2 separate regions of the Homo sapiens genome follow, and region 1 is linked to region 2. A link is a contact called in ENCODE Hi-C or POLR2A ChIA-PET data. All regions are on one chromosome and are shown on one strand. The core of a region is the stretch at or near the end of the contact, and the rest is flanking DNA. Distances in the headings are between cores, read along the strand shown. Region 1 has its middle 31 kb from the start of LINC02656. Region 2 overlaps RBM17 (RNA binding motif protein 17).

Region 1 (5,312 bases), core at 474-2,973, 270 kb before region 2:
CTTTTGAGTTAAGACATTATGTTTTGTTTTTGTTTTGTTTTGTTTTTGAGGCAGGGTCTCACTCTGTCACCCAGGCTGGAGTGCAGTGGTGCAAACACAGCTCAAGGTAGCCTCAACCCCCTTAAGCCTCCCACCTCAGCCTCCCAAGTAGCTGGGACCACAGGCAGGCACCACCACACCTGACTAATTTTTACATTTTTTGTAGAGACAACGGCTTGCTATGTTACCTAGGCTAGTCTTAAACTCCTGGACTCAAGCAACCCTCCCCCATCAGCCTCCCAAGGTGCCAGGATTACAGGCATGAGCCACCGTGGTCAGCCTATTATGTTATTTTTTCAAAGGTGCTCTATTCAGTTAGCTAACACCACAGCAAGGATCCATCTAACTGTTTAGTTAAGGACAACCCAGAGCAGGGCCTGAGGCCACAGGACAGAGAAGTCAAGTTTTGATGGGGAAAGCCATTTGGGCCATCTTCCCGATAGGGCTGTCTGTGGTGCCATAGATACGGCAGGATGGCATCGGGCATCTGGAAAGGAGTGGGGAGGCCCTGGAAGCTGGCCTCGAGGGACACAAGAACAAACTTTGTGAACTTTCCCAAATGTGCCCAGGCAATCTCAGTCCCATGGTTACATTTTGACTCCCACAACGAATGCGAAGCCTTGGAGAATGAATGGGTTTTGTTTGGATTTTCTGAGAAGCATCTTAATTCAAGACCTTTTGCCTGAGTGAGTCAGAGGCAGGAAAGCCTCCAGTCCCACACCAGCTGGTACTTTTCCATTGCCTCCTCCTGGATTATATAACACAGCACATTTTTAGAAACTTGGTTCTAGTTGTAGACTTCTGAGCTAAAATTTCAGCTTCCCAGTCCTCACACTGTCACTTTTTCAAGAGAGGAGATATTCGTGGTTTTGAGCAATGGAGAGACGCTGGAGAATAATATACTCATTATATGGAAAAGGAATACAGAGTTCCATGCAGTCATCTCAAAATATTTCCCTCCCACACCTGTGTTTATATAGGGACATGATAAGAGACCCCGAAACTGACTGTTTCATCTTGTTGCACCTGGGAGAGTGCCTCTGCTGGGATACTTTGAGTGTACAGTCACATGTGGAGGTAGTGTATTAGCTAAATTCATACTAACATGTAATCGATTGATATAGCATCCAGAGAAGCATTCTGTGGCAAGGAAGTTTCATGGGGCCATCTTGAGAAAACTGAGCCCCTGAAATAAGCAGAGGCTGGAGCAAGAGGAGGGAAATGTGTCGACAGAGATGGAGGGAAGAGCTTGTGGTAAAAAGGAAACTGAGGTGTAGACCATTTCCACAACAGTCAAGTCCATGTTGCAAGATGACCGATTACAAGGACCAGATTCCAGGTCTCTCACTTCTCACCTCCCTTCTTAAAATACCCAGCCTCACCTTCCGTAAACCGTTTGTCCAAAACAGCTCCTTGTCCCAAGGACCAAGTTTGACCAAATCCTCTCCTATTTAAGTAGAAGCAGAAAAGCACCAGCCCGATGCCAACCTGTCTTCTTCAGCAGCATTTCGGGCAAATCCATTTGCACAGTGAGTGGCGTTTCTTGTTTTGATGTCTACTTAGCCCCCAAAGACACGAAAGCTTAGTCACAGCCCAAAACATGGGACCAAAGCCAAACAGGAATCGAAAGAATCAAAGACAAAGCAAAAGCATGCCAGCTGCAGCTGTTAAGTCTTCTCCGCCAGCCCCATGTCTGGTTTCCTTCCCTTTCATGCCCACAAACACTGACATTTGTGTACATGCCATTCCCGAGGGCCTTCAGATTTAAAACACACACACACCCATCATTTTCAGCTGCACTTCAGAGAAGTGTCTCATAAACTATGCAGAGAGCTACAGCTTAATTCTGGCTTAATATGTTTCTAGACACCTGATTTTTTTGCTGCAATGGCCATTGTATTGCCTTGTATAGCCTTTCTCCAGGTGAATGGGACATCCCTGTCCCACAATTTCTGTTGGAGTTGCATTTTAGATGAATGTCGACAGTAGACCCAGAGAAGTAAACTAGTGGAGGAGTGGAAAGGTCTTGATATAGAAGTCCTCAGATCCCTGCCCCTGTTTCCACAATGAAGGCAGCTATGTATTTAACACTTGTCCAGCATCTACTTGGGTAACATGGCTTTCCTTGGGGTGCCCTCTCTGCTTTATGGTTTACAGGACAATCACAGTTATCCACCTCCAAAGAATTGTCCATCAAGTCAGTCCATGGAGAGACATGGTGATATGGTTTGGCTGTGTCCCCACCCAAATCTCATCTTGAATTCCCACGTGTTGTGGGAGGGACCTGGTGGGAGGTAACTGAGTTATGGGGGCGGGTCTTTCCCGTGCTGTTCTTGTGATGGTGAATTAGTCTCATGAGATCTGATGGTTTTATAAAGAGGCATGTTCCTGCACAATCTCTCTCTGTTTGCCTGCCACCATCCATGTAAGATGTGACTTGCTCCTCCTTGCCTTCTGCCACGATTGTGAGGCCTCTCCAGCCATGTGGAACTATAAGTCCATTAAACCTCTTTTTTTTCCCCAGTCTCAGATATGGCTTTATCAGTAGCATGAAAACAGACTAATGCAGTAAATTGGTACCAGTAGAGTGGGGCACTGCTGAAAAGATACACAAAAATGTGGAACTGGGTAACAGGCAGAGGTTGGAACAGTTTGGAGGACTCAGAGGAAGACAGAAAAATGTGGGACAGTTTGGAACTTCCTAGAGACTTGCTGAATGGCTTTTACCAAAATGCTGATAATGATATGGACAGTGAAATCCAGGCTGAGGTGGTCTCAGATGGAGATGAGGAACTTGTTGGGAATTGGAACAAAGGTAACTCTTGTTACGTTTTAGCAAAGAGACTGACAGCATTTTGCCCCAGCCCTAGAGATTTGTGGAACTTTGAACTTGAGAGAGATGATTTAGGGTATCTGGTGGAAGATTTCTATTTCTAGGCAGCAAAGCATTCAAGAGGTGACTTGGATGCTGTTAAAGGCATTCAATTTTAAAAGGGAAACAGATCATTAAAGTTTGTAAAATTTTCAGGCTGACAATGTGATAGAAACAAAAATCCCATTCTCTGAGGAGAAATTAAAGCTGGCTGCAGAAATTTGCATTAGTAATGAAGATCTGAATGTTAATCACCAGGACAATGGGGAAAATGTCTCCAGGGCATGTCAGAGACCTTTGCGGCAGCCCCTCCCATCACAGGCCTGGAGGTTTAGGAGGAAAAAATGGTTTCGTGGGCTAGGCCCAGGGTCTCTCTGCTGTGCGCAGTCTAGGAACTTGGTGCCCTGAGTCCCAGCCACTCCACCCATAACTAAAAGGGGCCAAGGTACAGCTCAGGCTGTTGTTTCAGAGGGTGGAAGCCCCAAGCCTTGGCAGCTTCCACGTGGTGTTGAGCCTGCAGGTGCACAGAAGTCAAGAATTAAGTCGACTCTACCTAGATTTCAGAGGATGTATGGAAATGCCTGGATGCCCAAGCAGAAGTTTGCTGCAGGGGTGGGGCCCTCATTGAAAACCTCTGCTAGGGCAGTGCAGAAGGGAAATGTGGGGTCAGAGTCTCCACACAGAGTCCCTACTGGGGCACTGCCTAGTGGAGCTGTGAGAAGGCCACTGTCCTCCAGACCCCAGAATGGTAGATCCACCAACAGCTTGCACCATGTGCCTTGAAAAGCCACAGACACTCAACACCAGCACATGAAAGCAGCCAGGAGGGAGGCTGTACTCTGCAAAGCTATGGAGATGGAGCTGCCTAAGACCATGGAAGCCCACCTTTTGCATCAACATGACCTGGATGTGAGACATGGAGTCAAAGGAGATCATTTTAGAGTTTTAAGAATTGACTACCCCGCTGGGTTTCAGACTTGCATGGGGCCTGTAGCCCCTTTGTTTAGGCCAATTTCTCCCATTTTGAATGGCTGTATTTACCCAATGCCTGTACCTCCTTTGTATCTAGGAAGTTACTAACTTGCTTTTGATTTTACAGGCTCATATGCAGAAGGACTTGCCTTGTCTCAGATGAAATTTTCAACTGTGGACTTTTGAGTTAATGCTGACATGAGTTAAGGCTTTGGGGGACTGCTGGGAAGGCAAGATTGGTTTTGAAATGTGAGGACATGAAATTTGCAGGGGGCCAGTGGCAGAATGATATGGTTTGGCTGTGTCCCCACCCAAATCTCATCTTGAATTCTCACATGTTGTGAGAGGGGCCTGGTGGGAGATAATTGAGTCACAGGGGCAGATCTTTCTTGTGCTGTTCTCATGATAGTGAATAAGTCTCATGAGATCTGATAGTTTTATAAAGAGGAGTTTCCCTGCACAAGCTCTCTCTCTTTGCCTGCTGCCATCCTTGTAAGATGTGACTTGCTCCTCCTTGCCTTCTGCCATGATTGTGAGGACTCCCCAGCCATGTGGAACTATAAGTCCATTGAACCTTTTTCTTCCCAGTCACAGGTACGTCTTTATAAGCAGCATGAAAATGGACTAATACACATGGTAACCACCCACTCATTCAAATAATAAATACCTGGGGAAGAAATATACATTGAGTGTTTGCTGTATGCCAGACTGGAACATGCACTAGTCAACAAAGATGAATAAGACAGGCCCACTGTCTCTCTCTCCTAAATACTTGTAGTCTATGTGAACAATGAACCACAGTGAGGCCAGGTCTATAAAGTCCAGTGATGTGCTAGAGCCAGCTTGTACCAACTCTTTTTTTTCCCCAGGATGGAATGCAGTTGTGCAATCATGGCTTACTCTCAGGCTCAAGTGATTCTCCCACCTCAGCCTCCCAAGTAGCTGGAAATACAGGTGTGTAGCACCATGCCTGGCCTGAATCAACTCTTGAGAACTGACATTACATATCTCTTCCCAGCTGCAAGTTCAGAAATCTCAAGTTGGTAGCTTGAAAGCAGCCATGGTGGGAGTATTTATACTACAGAAATTGGCAAACACCACAAATCAGGATTTTGGTGGTGTTGGTTTGGGTTGGGTTTTGTTGGCTTTTTCTTCATTTCTTTTTTGAGATGGTGGTTTTTTACCAGCACACATCTGTCTGTAACATTAGAGTGATTGAATTGCTGTAGCAGAGAGCACATTTTTCTGCTTTTAGGTGGTGGGATAAGGCTTTACATAAGAGATGGCATCTTGGTGGCACATTTCAAGTTGAGTAGCCTTCTACCAGGCAGCAAAAGAGGAACAAAAAAAAACCCAGAAAGAATAACATAAGTAAAGCCATAGAAGTTTCAAATTAAAAAAATAAAATAAAAAAAAATTTAAAAAAACC
Region 2 (4,988 bases), core at 2,239-4,738:
GATCAGAGATCCCAAGCGCACAACCCTACTCAACCTGCAAGACAGGCTGGGAAAGCAAGTTTCTAGTCTCTTGCGGGGAGGAGGGAAACAAGGAAGTTCCCCACACAGAAAAAGGCGTTTCAGGCTGGGCTCGGTGGCTCACACCTGTAATCCCAGCACTTGGGGAGGCTGAGGCGGATCACGGGTCAGGAGATCAAGACCATCCTGGCTAACACGGAGAAACCCCGTCTCTATTAAAAATACAAAAAATTAGCCGGGCGTGGTGGCGGGCGCCTGTAGTCCCAGCTACTTGGGAGGCTGAGGCAGAAGAATGGCGTGAACCCAGAAGGCGGAGGTTGCAGTGAGCCCAGATCATGCCACTGCACTCCAGCCTGGGCGACAGAGCAAGACTCCGTCTCAAAAAAAAAAGAAAAAAAAAGAAAAAGGGGTTTCAAAAACTCACAGATGGGCCACCAAGAATGACAAACGTCTATTACACGGAAACTTGCCAGTTACATTGTAGCTTACATAATTTTTAATTTTTATTGAAATTTAAAATTTTTATATTAGCTTAAATGTTAATATTGAAAATTAATTTCAAATTTCTCAAGTACTAACTTGCAGGAGATTTAGAAATTATTCGACTATCAGAAATTCATTATAAATAAAGCACTAACTGATTAACACAGTTATTTTAAAAATAAAAGACTGGGGAGAAAGGCACACACCAAGCTGTCCTCATGCGAACGGAAATCAAGTAGTATGAGTTGGTTGCAACTCTCTGGTTGCTGACCATGAGAATGTTAGGAAAAGCCACCCATTTAGGTGCAAACAATGTTTTACAAAGCATAACAACAATAAATGCATGCATGAAAGGTGGGTTGGAACCATTAGTTTCTAAAATTAAACAAGCACACTCCGGTACTTGTAAGCACAAACATGGTTTCCACTTGAGGAATGGTATGCCTAATTCCATAGATAACTGAAGTTCCAGGGCTGCTTTTGATTCTGTCTTCCACAATGTTCAATTATGTAATTTACCTCACATTCCTTAACCCCAACTTACTTTACAGAACAGGTGCACTTTTATCATAAAACTCAATTTTATTCAATAAAATAATACCACAAAAGATAAAATGTTATTCTTTTATTTATGTTAAATAAAAACATGAGAAAATCCTTTTTTAAAAAGGGTCAGAATATTCCTTATGTCTCCAAACCAAGTCCATGGATGCAAAGAAATGCTGAGTTCTTGATACACTTTCATGTCATAATAACCAAAGGAGACAGCACGGGCTCGAGTCTTTCAGCTGCCGCTTAGGAAAGTCACATGCAGTATTTGGGAAAGCAAGGAACAGAACACAGGCATGAGTATTTTCTGGAAATACCTCCTGCCCTGGCAATGAACCTCAGTACCAAATATTTTTGTTTTCTTTTTTGTGGTCCTGATAAATTTTTAAGCCACACATCCTACTGAACTTCAATGATACAATTTCTCACAATTCCAGAATTCTATTGGCAGTACAGTTTACTTGGCCAACGTGGATAATCTTATAAATTTTAAAATTACATACAATAGAACACTATTGCAAATTTTGCCAGTAGAAACATGACCCCAAGGAACTGCCATTTCCAAAACATAACTGGGCACACATTTACAATGCACCTGCTAGGTTTTGAATTCATTTGTCATTTCTGATCTACCCTTAAGACTATGCTTGAATCTCTGAAAACAAATGCTAGATTCATGATTTCTATACCCACATACTCCATAAATCCATCACAAACCCTACAGTCTGATTTAGCCTACGGCAAATGATTCATCCAATAGGCCATGGTATGTTCACAATTCTTCAATCTTATTCAGGTTGTAAAGACGTTTTTCTACGACTGGAGTCACTAAGAATTTCTCTGTTAGAGAAAGCATCATTTTCACCTTTGGCACACTGCCAAGATGATACTTTACTACAGAATTTATGAAACTACAATTTAGTAACTTGCAGGCTTTATTAAAAGAAAAAGAAAAACAAAGAATAATTTAATATAACCCCATGTCCCAAAACTTTCTAGTTTTTTTTTTTTTTTTTTTTTTAGTGCAAGAAATGCTGCATCATTGAAGCACTTGAGAATTACCATGAAATCTAACAAAAAATGTCATCAACTCAGGAGTAATAATAAAAAAGAGAAACAACCAGAGAGGCACACAGATTGTTGTTTTTTTAAAAGGATTTTTATACTATATTAAAAAACCACAAAATAAAAAAGGGATCAATCAACATATATCTTAGAAGTCCTTCCAAGAGTCTTGGTATGCAACAGCCATGGAGGCTGTGACCTTTTTCCTTCTTTTCTCAGCCTGCAGTTCATTTAAGGATCACCGGAGATGACTCGTGCTCTAGTTCTTAAAATCAAACTTGTTCTGCCAAATCCAAGACCCTGAATTTGTCCAAATTGTAGAAACATGCTTTTACCACCCGTCCACCAAAATACCTCCCATTCAAGTCAACAACCGCTGAAAGGCAAACAAAAGACAGTTAATACAGGTATCCTATAAGATAAAGGTTTAACTTTAATTAAACAGTAACTTTACTTGTAAAGATTAAGGCTGTAAATTCAACTTTTTTATTCTTTAATATTTAGCTGTACCACTAACCTTTAATTGCTGATTCAACTCTCTCAAATTCTAAAAATATCCGTACTGCTTCATCATCAGGGGCACCAGGAATCTGGAAGAAAATGAGAGCGTGATGAGTAAAGGCATTTGAGATTGCATTGAATGAGTTTTCTCTTTTAAATGATTTCTCAGAGTGGATATTCTAATTATCATCATATACAGTCAAGTAGTTGTCAAATACCAAGGAAATAAGTATAATTTGTTCATCATCAAAAACGTACTGAATGCCTGTTTTTATGACAGGCATTGTTAGGTGCCAGGAACACAGGGCTAGGCAGTCTCTGACCTCATAAAGGCCCTGTGCCAGCTGATGACGTAAACAAATAATTATGTGGTCAACAAACAGCAACAGGATAAAGAAACAGAGGAAGCAGAGCTTTCAGATTAAAAAGGCTGGTGCCCTAGTGGCCTTTCACATCAGGTCTCATTTTGACTAGCTCTGTCTAGCTTTCCTAGCCCTCTGTAATTCCACCCACCTAAGCACTTCTGCTAATCCCCAACAGGCCCATCCATTCCATTTTGGTAGTCCTGATCTTCACTGTCTCCTACGAGCCATTATCCCAATCAGAATACCCTTCCCTGCAAATCCCACCTGTTCGTTTCAAAGCGCAGCCCATATCTGCTATTGCTCACAAGGCAGTCTATTTTTTCACTGATCTAATCCTTTTCTCAACTCCTGAACTTAGTCAATACTACCTAGTCTAGTAACTGAATATCTTTCAGTTATTTTATGTGTTTCTTCAACTGAACACACCACTGAGAGTACAGAGCATGCTTCCTGTAATCCAAGTGCTCTCCGCACAGTGCAGTGCATGTGAGAGGCACTAAATACTCACCAAATGACTGAAACCAAAGGCATGTCTAAGGAACTAAACTACTGAGCACGCTAGAATCAAGGTCTTCAGTCATCATACTGATCCTCAATCATGAAGCATTCCTGTTTCTTCATCAAATAAAACTTGAAATCATTGTCTTTATGTTTAAAACTGTAATAATTGAGCAAGAGAAGTACAAATAACCAACGCCTGTCACCTTCTGCAGTAAGAATGTTACTTATAGCATACCCTGTCCTGTTTGTAGAAAATGTTTTGTAATGTGCCAATTACAACTTGTGTTATAAACATCAAAAGAAAACACTCTTACTTCAAATATCACACATTTTCCAACTTTGCCATATTTTTCACATTCTTCCTTGGTTTCAACTTCCAAGTCTTCATCCACCTCTCCCGCACCAACCATGTTCTTTAAACACAAAAATAAACAAATTCAAGTACCAAGTATAACTTACAAACACCTAGCAGAGGTATATAAATATGACTTAGTGATGGTAAATGTTCTCAATCCCAAACGACATAATGAAAAATTTCATCCCCAAAGTACCCAAAAGTTAGTATTTCTTAAAACACTAAAACATATATTAAGCCTGTAAAGAGTTACAAAAGCATCTATGCAAGCACCAAAATGTATAAACTATCTGAAGCTCTAGCAATTTCAAATATTTAATTACTCACTGCAGTCTTAAACACTGTACTTAGCAAAGAGACTTACACATTAGTGAAAAATCTAAAATCAGCCTTACGTGGGATCTGCCCAAAGTATTATTTGCAAAAGTATCATTTTCAGTTTTAACTTTTAGGGGGAGCAGGGTAGGCTGGGGTGACACACACAAATCTAGGCAGGCAGAGAGCTTGCTTTCCTCAGCTTCTTACCCTTAGTAAGACCACTTTAGTAGGACACTTAAGTATTTCAGTCAGCGGATTTGAATCTGACTTCTTGGATGCATCTGTATCAAAACATACCATTAGATGTGTTACAGAACTGAGCAGCATATCATTAGATGTGTTACAGAACTGAGTCCTACTTACAATAATTAATTTAATTTCAATAGCGATCCCCACCATTTATGTCCTAGGCATCTACACAATTGGTCTCTGAGCGAAAACACAGCCTTATCTGCAATAAAAGCCTCTGCTTTGCTTTGGCATGTTTTTACAATAGCATCTGGATGTTTTGAGCCTCCACCATTACTTGCAATTTTTGCTCATCTCACTTCCCAAAGGGCTGACAGGGCATGTGAGTGATAATTCCTATAGGTGAGTTGACTTGGAGCAAACGTTCAAGGTCACGGGCCCAGGGGAATATGCAGTTACTAATCCAGCCACCGGCTGCCTTACTTCAGATAACCTCACAAGTCGGGACAACTGTTGGTTTCTGGCACTCACCTGTCAGGCTCGTGATGTATCCTAAGCTGTGCATGAACGGGGCTGCCAGAAAAGTTTTCTTCTTTCTTTAGCAAAGGAAGTTCAGCTAGGCTGACTCAAACTTAATTCCCTGA

The links. Hi-C counts contacts between places; a loop is a spot of excess contacts on that map. ChIA-PET counts read pairs that join two places held with the same protein, here RNA polymerase II (POLR2A). Pooled maps may share reads with other maps.
Region 1: a loop to region 2 is called in a map of mesothelial cell of epicardium, with 8 times the contacts of the local background. The contact joins two enhancer-like sites. A Hi-C loop is called at or near these places in 17 of 168 maps with a recorded cell type or tissue (GM11168, GM12878, GM13977 and 12 more) and 4 of 50 pooled maps. POLR2A ChIA-PET finds 5 or more read pairs at or near these places in 2 of 52 experiments (activated CD4-positive, alpha-beta T cell and common myeloid progenitor, CD34-positive).

The regions. Positions count from the first base shown.
Region 1 is chr10:6,378,642-6,383,953 of GRCh38, reverse strand. No RefSeq gene overlaps it. Among named protein-coding and RNA genes, the nearest start is that of LINC02656, 31 kb to the right of the region's middle. Within about 2 kb of position 1,723, at least 7 of the 41 ENCODE cell types and tissues checked have a DNase peak (open chromatin) inside an H3K27ac peak, as active enhancers do.
Region 2 is chr10:6,112,956-6,117,943 of GRCh38, reverse strand. It overlaps RBM17 (RNA binding motif protein 17), which reads right to left. Exons shown (of 12, transcript NM_032905.5): 9 at 4,363-4,436; 10 at 3,797-3,895; 11 at 2,633-2,705; 12 at 497-2,491. The coding sequence ends at 2,388. Among named protein-coding and RNA genes, the nearest start is that of RBM17, 26 kb to the right of the region's middle. RefSeq lists a silencer at 1,852-2,052. Within about 2 kb of position 3,488, at least 8 of the 41 ENCODE cell types and tissues checked have a DNase peak (open chromatin) inside an H3K27ac peak, as active enhancers do.